Regions from separate parts of the Mus musculus genome. Here region 1 is linked to region 2. A link is a contact called in ENCODE POLR2A ChIA-PET data. All regions are on one chromosome and are shown on one strand. The core of a region is the stretch at or near the end of the contact, and the rest is flanking DNA. Distances in the headings are between cores, read along the strand shown. Region 1 holds the start of Apold1 (apolipoprotein L domain containing 1). Region 2 holds the start of Gpr19 (G protein-coupled receptor 19).

Evidence for each region. ChIA-PET counts read pairs that join two places held with the same protein, here RNA polymerase II (POLR2A).
Region 1: POLR2A ChIA-PET joins it to region 2 with 10 read pairs in Patski. The contact joins the promoter of Apold1 here to the promoter of Gpr19 in region 2. POLR2A ChIA-PET finds 5 or more read pairs at or near these places in 4 of 5 experiments (Patski and embryonic stem cell).

The regions. Positions count from the first base shown.
Region 1 is chr6:134,978,778-134,984,261 of GRCm38, forward strand. Apold1 (apolipoprotein L domain containing 1) reads left to right here and starts at 3,224. Exons shown (of 2, transcript NM_001109914.1): 1 at 3,224-3,252; 2 at 4,805-5,484. The coding sequence starts at 4,808. Gm36428 (a long non-coding RNA gene) reads right to left here and starts at 4,868. Exons shown (of 3, transcript XR_003956531.1): 1 at 4,361-4,868; 2 at 3,360-3,617; 3 at 3,121-3,278.
Region 2 is chr6:134,894,994-134,900,335 of GRCm38, forward strand. Gpr19 (G protein-coupled receptor 19) reads right to left here and starts at 3,201. Exons shown (of 4, transcript NM_001362050.1): 1 at 2,839-3,201; 2 at 2,169-2,220. It overlaps 2810454H06Rik (RIKEN cDNA 2810454H06 gene), which reads left to right and starts at 2,968. Exons shown (of 1, transcript NR_029441.1): 1 at 2,968-5,342. RefSeq lists a cis regulatory region at 2,613-3,148.

The sequences.
Region 1 (5,484 bases), core at 1,974-4,473, 84 kb after region 2:
GGAAGTGTTAGGGGTTGGCCATAGTGAGGGCTATGCTTTGTCTTATGTGTTTACTGGCATGCCCTTGAAGGCGATTGTTGGGCCCCATTTTGGCCCTGGTTTGGACCTTGAAGACAAACTTGAGCCTGGCTCCAGTTTTGAGACCGGTCTCAGTCACTTCCATATCGGGGTAACTCAGCAAGACCTGCTTGGCCCTGGCCCTGCTGTTGCTGAGGTAGAGCTTTGCCACTGGCCCTGTCAGTCACTCCATACCCTCCGTCACCCTTCCCTGCCTCCTATGTCATCTTACCTGTCTTAGTCAGGGTTTTTATTCCTGCACAAACATCATGACCAAGACGCAAGTTGGGGAGGAAACGGTTTATTCAGCTTACTCTTCCATCATCAAGGAAGTCAGGACTAGAACTCAAGCAGGTCAGGAAGCAGGAGCTGATGCAGAGGCCATGGAGGGATGTTCTTTACTGGCTTGCTTCCACTGGCTTGCTCAGTCCCACACGGCAAGCAGGTGAAGGGGAGAAAGCGAGACTCCCTTCTTCCAATGTCCTTGTATGGTCTCCAGCAGAAGGTGTAACCCAGATTGAAGGTGTGTTCCAGATGACCTTGAACTCAGAGATCTCCCTGTCTTAATCTTCTGGAATCCATAGCCACTATGCCTCAAGATCTCCATACCAAGATCCAGATCAGAATCTTCTATCTCCCAGCCTCCAGATTAGGGTCACTGGTGAGCCTTCCAATTCTGGATTGTAGTTCATTTCAAATATAGTCAAGTTGACAACCAGGAATAGCCACTACATTACCCCACCAAAAATCCCCCTCCCTATGTTCCCAACTTATATAAGGAAGACACTGATGCCATAAAGTTGGTTCCTGCTTTGATAAGGCTCCTGGCTTGGTGTGTTTCTTTTGGACCGTGGGGCACTCGCCATCCAGCTCAGCCCCGGAGAGAGACCCCGGCAGGAGTGAGGCCCCTCTCCTCTCACCTGGACCTGCTGGCAAGGAGCCAGCTGGTGCTTATCATAGAAAACCCAGTCCCTCTTCTTCCTCTGTGTTTTGTTCTGTTTTCCTAAGGTAGGAACAGTTTGCCACACACCTCTGGCCTGATGTGCCCAAAGTAATGGGGCTAACAACAGGTCATGAGCCAGAACCTCAATGCTATGAGGAAAATAAACCCTTTTCTTCACCCCTGACGCCCTTTACACACACACACACACACACACACACACACACACACACACACACACACACACACATGGACCAGGGACCTGCACAGGAATGGCACCTACCAACAGTGTGCTGGGCCTGTCTATATATGTGTGTGTGTGTGTGTGTGTGTGTGTGTGTGTGTGTGTACATGCACGTGGGAGTAAGAGAATGGCTTTGAGTGTTGTTCCTCATGTGCTGGCTGCCCTTTTGTGGTTGGAGTAGATAGAGCTTGTGATGTAAGCTAGGCTGCTCGACCAGCAACACCACACTTGGCAGTTTTAAATGTAGGTCCTGAGGATTAGACTCAGGCCCCTGTGCTTCCAGGTTTTGCTCTCCAGTTCGGGCTGACCTTGAACTTTGAGCAAACTATGATGCTTCCTTCCAGGTGCTGGGATGACAGGCCTGTGCCACCATGCCCAGCCGTTCTGCCTCTTATCTCAAGAGTACAAGTAGACGCTGGGGCCATTCTGCTCGGTTATGTCTATTCTGTAGGAGCTATAACCAGAACACTTGGACGTGGACTAAATTCTGACTGATCAAGGTCAAGAGCAGCAGGGTGTGCTGCAGGTGGCACTGCTCTGGTAAAGACAGGTTATCCATACGAAAGTGAGGGGCTTAATTGTGTTCTACAATGATAGAGCTGTTGAAACTTTCCAAATGGGGCAGAGCAAGAGGCAAGTTCAATGCCAGTCTGATCTACTTAATGAGTTCTAGGCTAGCCAGAACTCCATAGTGAGACCGCACTGAACAGATGCAAGAGACTCCAAATGAATAAGGGGGACTTTTGTTTCGTTTTGGGAACAGGGTCTCACGTAGCCCAGGCTGGATTCCAACTAGCTATGAATCCGAAGCTGACCTTGAATGTCTAACCCTCAAGCTTTTACTTCCTGGTGCTGGAATTACAGGGGTGGGCCACAGTGATGGGTTTCTGGGTGCCAGTGTTAGAATCCAGGGCCTCCGCGTGCTAGTCTACTGCACCTCCAGCTGGAGACATGAATCATTTAGGTGAAAACCAGTTTGGCCTTTGACGATGGTGTCAGGGGTCCTTTGGTGAGACTGGGTTTCCCAACTAAGCTTCAGCTTCTCCCCTCCCCCCACCCCCACCCTAACTGCTTCAGGGATAGCTATGGGGTGCATCGCCATCTGGTCTGGGTAAAGGCACAGAAAGAAGCTACATTCATTTCCCCGCCTGCACGCTCTGTAATAGATAACTGTTTTTCAGACCCTGCTGGGGAACCTGTAGCTAGAATCCACTCATTTAACCATGATGCAAGCTACAGTCCTCGCTTCATATGAAAACCCCGGAAGCCATCATCTCCCCGCTGCCATGGAAAGTGTATAATTAGCTCGGTGTGCAGCTTGACCCCAGTGATTTTTCTGACGCACTTGGCCCCGCAGTGTGCCCTTTTTGAGACCTCCTGTGTCTTCTCCACAGCTGGAGATGCCCTAAACTGCACGCAGCACTTCCTGTGGGCGTGGTCTTGAATTTTAGGCGCTCCTTGGTGCTGGCTGCCCTCCCTTAATGGGTCACATGCTTCAGCTACTTACATCCCCACAAAGCTCTTTGAAAAGGACCATGAGTGGCTGTATCGATCATAATTAAGTTTTCCGGTCCCTCCTATTTCTTTTTAAAAATGATTTTCTGATGGAGTCCTCTCAAAGAAACACTATAATTGGGCAGCCTGGGGCATGTGGGAAAGCCTCCCCCGATGGCGTCAGTAGCTATTCTCAGGAGAGGAAAGGCAGGGTATCCCCACTGGGAGATGACAGCACTTGTTTCAAGTTGGGGAAGAGCCTGTGGTTCTCTTCCTGCGTTTGGAGGGGAAAGCGAACACACAATATTCATTTCCTAAATACGGGACGTGCTTTGCCAGCGTCTCTTTTTCCAACATGTCATATCCTGGCCGAAGGCAGCAGGGGTCAGGGCAGGAAACAGCAGCTTCTCAGAATGAGACAAGGCTTTCCCAGAGCCGTCATTGGCTCCTGGGAGCTATAAAGTATGCTCGTCCAGAAACAGTCTCCCACTTTTCTTCCTGGAGGCCAGAGTGAAGGGTAAGTGGGGAGTCCGAGGGATGTGTCTGCAATGGGATTGGTGATATCGGGGTCAACTCTCGAGGCGTCATGTATTTGGAGTGACTTTTTCCCAACCTTCTTGTTACCTGAAAACTTCTTACTGGTCAGCTAGATCATGGAGGTCAACCAGGAGCTGTAGGACCTATGAGTCAGGAGACCAGTGTTCTTCTGGGGGCACTGAGAAACATCAGCTGTTGGTAGCCGGTCTCTAAAGGCCTTCATCTTAACCGAGGACAATGAGTTCTGGCTGTGCATGCCGATGCAAGCCTGGAATTCTAGAACTCAGGAGGTGGAGGCCGGAGAATCGGGGGTTTGAGGTCAACTTGGACTATGTAACAGCCTGTCTTTAAAAACAACAAAAACAAATGGAGAAAGATAAAAAATTAAATAACTTCTGCCCTGCTCGTTCAGGTCCGACATGCTCTTTCAGTGACTTATTTGGTGCCTTTAAGAAGTTCTGACTGGTGGAGAGTACAGTGTGTATGAAAATGGGGCTCCCTCATTACCAGGACAGATGGCCTTTTACAGATGAACCTGGTACATTCAGCTTTCTCCCTTAGTCACCTTTTATTGGCTTCAGTCCATCTGGACCCAAGGAAGCCTCCAGTGAGCTGCTAGCTAGCACCTTTTCTTTTTTACCTTGAGACAAATTCTTGTTATGTAGCCTTGGATGGCCTAGAACTCAGTATTTAGACCAGGTTGGCCTTGAACTCTCAATGATCCTGCCTCTGCCTCCCAAGTGCTAGGATTAGAGAGAGGGACAGGGACATTGAGAGAAGGAGAGAGAGAGAGAGAGAGAGAGAGAGAGAGAGAGAGAGAGAGAATATAATGATATAATGAGAATGGGGGGGGCAAGTACCTTGAGTCCCTAGGACACAAGTCTCCACATAATGAAAAGTTTTTGTTACGTTACATGCACGGTTTGCTACTTTTAAGGTGTTCTCTTCTTTTTATTGGTCCTTGTTTGTCAGGAGTTGGGGAATAGAATAGGGTGTCACACCAGACAATGGCTCTACCCCTGAGCTGCATCCTCAGCCCAAGTGTCATTTTGAAAACAGAGCAAAGTCTCTGTTTTCAGAGCATTTACCTGGAGCAGCTTTCTAATAGTCTCCACCTTCCCGTTTAAACCTTTATTTAAATCTGTGGATGGTGTCCATAGATTTTGTTCCCTGGAAGGAAAGCAGAAGACAGCATAATCTCTGTTGGAACGCACAGTTAACGGGTTCTGGGAACTTGTGTGACTTGTCCCAGGCTCCAGAGCCTTTGGAAACTTGACCCATAACCCAGTAGTAACCTACCTCCCTGTTCCCAGTCCTGAGTGGTTTATTTATTCGTGTATTCATTTCGGCAGCCTTGTGGATTGAGTCTGAGGGTTGAACGCTAGGTAAGTGATCTACCATTAAGGCAACACGCCCAGCATAAAGTCTATTAATTATTTGAGGACTCTCTAGAGAGTGCACCGGGCAGCTCTAGCCTAGGGCAGCAACGGGTGCGGAAACTCGGGCTAACTGTGCGTCTATGTCCCTCACAGGGCATGGAGAAGCGGGCGGCCTGGGAGCCGCAGGGCGCCGATGCGCTGCGGCGCTTCCAAGGATTGCTGCTGGACCGCCGTGGCCGGCTGCACAGCCAAGTGCTGCGCCTGCGCGAAGTGGCCCGGAGGCTGGAGCGGCTACGCAGGCGCTCCCTGGCGGCCAACGTGGCGGGCAGCTCTCTGAGCGCCGCTGGTGCCCTGGCAGCCATCGTGGGGTTGTCACTCAGCCCGGTCACCCTGGGAGCCTCGCTCGTGGCGTCGGCCGTGGGCTTAGGGGTGGCCACCGCCGGAGGGGCAGTCACCATCACGTCCGACCTCTCTCTGATCTTCTGCAATTCCCGGGAGGTGCGGAGGGTGCAGGAGATCGCCGCCACCTGCCAGGACCAGATGCGCGAGCTTCTGAGCTGCCTGGAGTTCTTCTGTCAGTGGCAGGGACGCAGGGACCGCCAGCTGCTGCAGAGCGGGAGGGACGCCTCCATGGCCCTTTACAACTCTGTCTACTTCATCGTCTTCTTCGGCTCACGTGGCTTCCTCATCCCCAGACGTGCCGAGGGGGCCACCAAAGTGAGCCAGGCCGTCCTGAAGGCCAAGATTCAGAAACTGTCAGAGAGCCTGGAGTCGTGCACTGGCGCCCTGGATGAACTTAGTGAGCAGCTGGAGTCCCGGGTCCAGCTCTGCAC
Region 2 (5,342 bases), core at 1,951-4,450:
TGGCATCCACAGTAATGACGACACTAACTGCTCCCAAGTTAGTATGCTTATTTCAGCGCTTCCCCTCCAGAATCTATGTCACTGTGCCCGACTCGCCTGCTCATCTCAAGCCATTGCTTTATTCCTCAGAATCCCTTCAAATAGATAACTGTGCAGAGCAGAGGGGCTTAAGCCTTAGCTCTAGCTTCTTCTCATTTTCTTCAGAAACTCTTTAAGCAGGAGTTCTCAACTGTAGCAATAGTAGTAATAGTAGCTTAAAAAGACTGATGGAGGGTGGGCATGGTAGTGCACACCTTTAATTTCAGCACAGACACATCAATAATAAAGTGTAAAGACAGAACAACTAGGACAGAGACCAATGTCTCATGCATTCCTGCCTGTCCCACAAGGACTCGTTCACATGTATGCTTGATTCCCTACAAAATGGGACCCACTGAAAGATAGTGTCTAGAGCTGCAGAGATGACACAGATGCAGGTCTGTGTGCTGACAAGAAAATCTCTGTGACTCTGTGAGTTCTTGGTCAGCCTGGTCTACTTAAGAGAGACCCTGTCTCAAAAAAACAAGGAAACAAAAAAACCTGATGGGCCAAAGAGATGGCTCAACAGATAAAGGCTCTTTCTGCTCCAGAAAGCAAGCCCAAGAGGCTGAATTCTGTCCTAGCACCCTCAGAGAGACATCTGTAACTCAGGAGATTCCACGTCCTCTTCTGGCCTCTCAGAGCACCAAGAACACAAGTGGTGCACAAACATATGATGCAGGCAAGAATACCACCAAGGTAAAATGAAGTCACTGTTAAAAAGATACCCTCATCCTTATTCTCCTTTTACTGTAATCCTTACTTATAAATGAAGAAATGAGATGTCATAAGGTGTAACCGGCAGATCCAAAGGTCACACCTCAGGGCTCTGATCCCCAATTCTAAACAGTACCTATGACATTACACTTAGATGACGGATGACCCCAATCCCCCAAACCAAATATTTAGATGTCAACCCAGAAGTCCTATTATATTGTACCCATGTTTCCCCTTCATTTTCCTGTGGATTCAGCACAAACAACCCACACAACAGAATACAATCAGCCAAAATACAGTGCTTTACAGGGAACTGTCTGAGAGGGTCTGGTTCTGTCTTCCCTCGTTCCTTCCTCTCTCCATCCCCTCCCCAGGCTATGTCCCAGATAGGTTCAAGCAGTCCTCCTGGCTCATCCCTGGGTAGCTAGGGCTATAGGTGTATGATCCTATACCTGGTTTCCAAGGGCTTTCCTCTAAACATAGCGCCTTCTCCATCACTGCCAGCTTTAATCCTAAGACCTTCCATTCTTTGTTTTCTTACAAAGGAAGCTATATTGCTACTCTGTTGTTAGGACTAGTCAAATTATATATCCCGTCAATCTTCCTGCATTTTCTTTATAAAGCACACAAAGGATCAAAATATATCCAGAACTGTACCCAACACACACTTGGGAGTGTCAGCTATTCAGAAAGTTGAGATAAGAGACTAGATTTTTTTAGTCCATTTAGGCATATCTGATCAATACAGTGAGGTAACTCTTTCACACAGGCAGAGAGAGAGAGAGAGAGAGAGAGAGAGAGAGAGAGAGAGAGAGAAAGAGAGAGAGAGAGAGGAGTCAACCCCCCACATCCATGGGTTTCACATCCTCACATTCAGCCAAAAGCAGATATAAAAATAGAGAAGATAAATTTGCATCTGTACTGAATGCTTTTCTTGCCATTACTCCCTATACAATATAGTACAGGAGCTATTTACATAGCATTTACATCGATGTACATATCACAAATAATCTAGAGATTGTTTAAACTTTACAGAAAGATGTACAAGGGTCATATGCAAATAGTATACCTCATTACGCAGGGGACTTGAGCATCATGCATTGCGGGACTTGTGCAAGGTCCTGCAAACAATCTCCAGGGACAGTAAAAATGACAATACTGTCTGTACTATATAGCACTGCTCCCAATATTAGAGTGAATCCTAAGATCTACACAACTGGAAGGCTATAGATTAGAAATCTATAATCTTGTAATGAGCCAGTGACTCATCTGAGTGACTTGTTAGCCAAATTTCATTCCGGCTGAACCGTGAAGTTGGTGGGAGAGGCCAGGCATTCTATTGGAAAGAGGACACTTCAGTTGCCGGATGGTACCTCAGAGTCGTGATAGGGCAAAAATCCAGTTTGTGCAGGTGTTCCACGTCCCCTGAGAGAGAAAAGAGGCCAAATCAGTCAGAGCGGTCCACACTTGCAACATCCTAAGACTCCAGATTATCTGTTTTACCCCGCCCCAACCTCAGCTCTTGCCTGCGACAACTTTAAAAAATGTTTCTGTTGCACTCAAAGACATCCCCATTTCACTTCGCTATCGTAGACTAAATATGCGGCACTGCTGCCTACTTGCTTATAAATATGCGTAAATATTTTAAGCTAAACTTCCTCTACTGCTCTAATTCCTCCTAGCCTCATCTCTCAAGCCTTCATTGGCTCCTTCCATTTTTAAAACTTCTCATCTTCATATCACTGTGTTAGCCCGGTCCACATTCACAGCCTCTCAGAATCTTCGGGGGTGGGGGGGGGGAAGTCCCGTTCGTTCCCCAGATTTATCCTTTTATGCCAGTTAGCTCGCGTGCCACACAACGAAATCGCAACATCTTTTAAAAACCGCGAGGGGTTCTCTTCCCACTCTGACTCTTGGATTCGCGGAGACCTCATGACCCATACGAGAACAGAAGAATGGGGGGGGCGAGTTACAGTCAAGTGGAATTTTGACCGAAAAATCCCTAAGGACGTGCCGCAGTGGGCGTGAATCCCCGGCTCCGACCTGACTGACATCCCTCGGGGGCCGACGGGGCCACCTGTGACCAAGCAGGAAGTTCTGAACGGTTTGCGCGCCAAAAAGCCCAGCGCATGCGCACACAGCCACGGGCGGGGCGGGGGCGGAGTCCCGGCTGGCACAGGATCTCGCGTTGTCTGGGGAAAGAGGCACAGAGGTCTTTACGGTGGCGTTGTGGGAACCGCCCACCACCTCTCCTTTAAATCTTCTTTCTTTCTTCTTTTTTTTCTCTGTCTTTTCTCTGTCCTCTCAGCCTCAGTGTAGACAGTGAGCGAAAGAGCTCAAGGCCGGCAGCTCTGTGGAAGAGTTATGGCTGCCATGGTCGCGCAGCCGGTGCCTCAGAGTGAGAGTAGCAGAAGCCACACCGTCGATCGTCTTAAGATGCTAGGGTTTGCTTTGGCCTTCCCCCTTTTTTATGATGCTATGCAAACCAAAAAACAAAAAACAAAACAAAAAAAAAATCACCTTGGCGCACGGCGCCTGCGCAGTGCTTGTTTACCGCGGGCCGAGCGCAGGCCCCTTCCCTCCGCCCAGATCCTGCGCCTGCGCCTGCGCGGCTGACGTGGATTTCTCCGGGAAAACCGCGCCTCCTAGTCCCGGGACTAGGGAGCGAGCAGCCGAGTGTGCCGTGGGAATCTCGGAGCCCTGAAATGAGAACCACAACGCCCAGAGTCGGTGTCGCGGCAGGATCGTGAGCACAGATGACCCAGGTGCTGTGCACGCCACCGTCGCTGAAGTGAGCAGCGGAGCGTGAGAGCGAAGACCGGCGGCGCTGACGCCTCAAAGGATGGACTTTGTTTAGCAAAGATGCAAATAAGCCTGACCCTAAGGCCGCCGGAGTTCGAGCAATTCCTGACTGGGCTAAGACTGTTCTTGAAGGCGACTCAGAAAGGCGGCCATGCAAATTTTGAAACTAGAAAGAGCTGACACTAGAAGCAGTAGCCCTTTAAAGCAGAAGCCAGTTAGTTCATAAGAGTCTGAATGTCCCTTCAAAGTCCGCTCTAAATAGACTCAGACAGTGCTCATAAAATATTATCTGATAAGCATAGATTATTTTAGATATGGTTATCCATTTGCAAGTAGAGGCAAACTGATTTGTGAAGGAATTTCTATTGATAGATTCCAGTACGTTCAAAAAAAATTAATAACTGGCAACTTAGCTAAGCCTGAGCATTTTTCTAGTTTTCAAAACAATGGAATTTATTTGGCAATTTTATTAGACCCTATTTTTTGACCGGTGAGATTGAAGTCTTTAGATTTGTAACATTTTTCTACCAGAAAAAGTGAGATTTTAACCAGTAAGAAGGGGGAAATGTATGTATGTGAACAGAAGAGGTCAGAACTTGAAGACTTGTCATGCTTCCAACATTTGTCTCAAGAGAAGCTATCATCTCACCTCGGATTTTTTTTTTTATGTTCAATATAATAGTAAAATTTAGCATACTTTGAACATTTTTTTTCCTATACAATCTGGGTATGGTGGTACATTGAAGAAGAAAAAAAATGGGGTTTGTAGATCAGTTGGTAGGCTCCTTGCCTAAAAGCCACGGATTTATGCAGAACTGAGTAAAATGGGACTTGGTGGTAGACCTATAGAGGCAGGATCAGAAGTTCAGGGCAATCCCCACGTATGGAGTCATAAACCAGCCTGGGCTACATGAAACGCTGTTTTAAACAAAGAAACAGGTTCTCTATTATAGATAAGAACAATAGCTTACTTGAGGTAGAATGATAACCAGTTTTCCACACCTATATTGACCTGACATTTCCTTCATAAGAGAGAAAATACAGAGAGGGTGAATGAATTTCTTGTTCATATTTATGACTAGACTAACTCAAAAAGGGCTTCCTTTGTTAAGACTGACATCTGTCCTCAAAGAAGCTATCACTGCAGATTGTAGCGGTTGGTTGTTTTTTGAGAGAGGGTCTTGCTATGTAATGGAGAATGGCTTCAAATTTGGAATCCTCTTGTCTCATTCTCCCAAGTGCGGGGACTACAGAGGTACGCCACCTTAGCCACCCTAAAGGATTGCATTGAACAGTATAATCTGGCTCTAATGGAAAGTCTGTATGGGAGTTAGATGAAGAGTCCATCGGGGCTGCAGAGATGGCTCAGCGATGAAAAGCAGTCGCTGCTCTTGAAGACAACTGGAGTCCAATTCCTACTGCCCACATGGCAGCTCATAAACTCTGAGAACTCCAACTCCAGGGGATCCAGTACCCTTTCCTGCCCAGCGTGGGAACCACACGTGATGCATGTAAATGCACACAGCAAACAATTTTTTTGTCTTTTTTTTTTTTTTCTTCAAGAGATAAAAGTCTGACCTTCATCTTCAAAGCTAGTTTCTGGGAGGCTTAGGAGTTTCAGGTGTTCAAAGCCAGCCTAAGGAGTGCAGGAAAACATTGTCTCAAACAACCTGGCAATGGATAACAACAGAAAACACAAAAAGACAATTAAAAGGTTGCTGGGCTGTCACGACTACTCAGTGAGT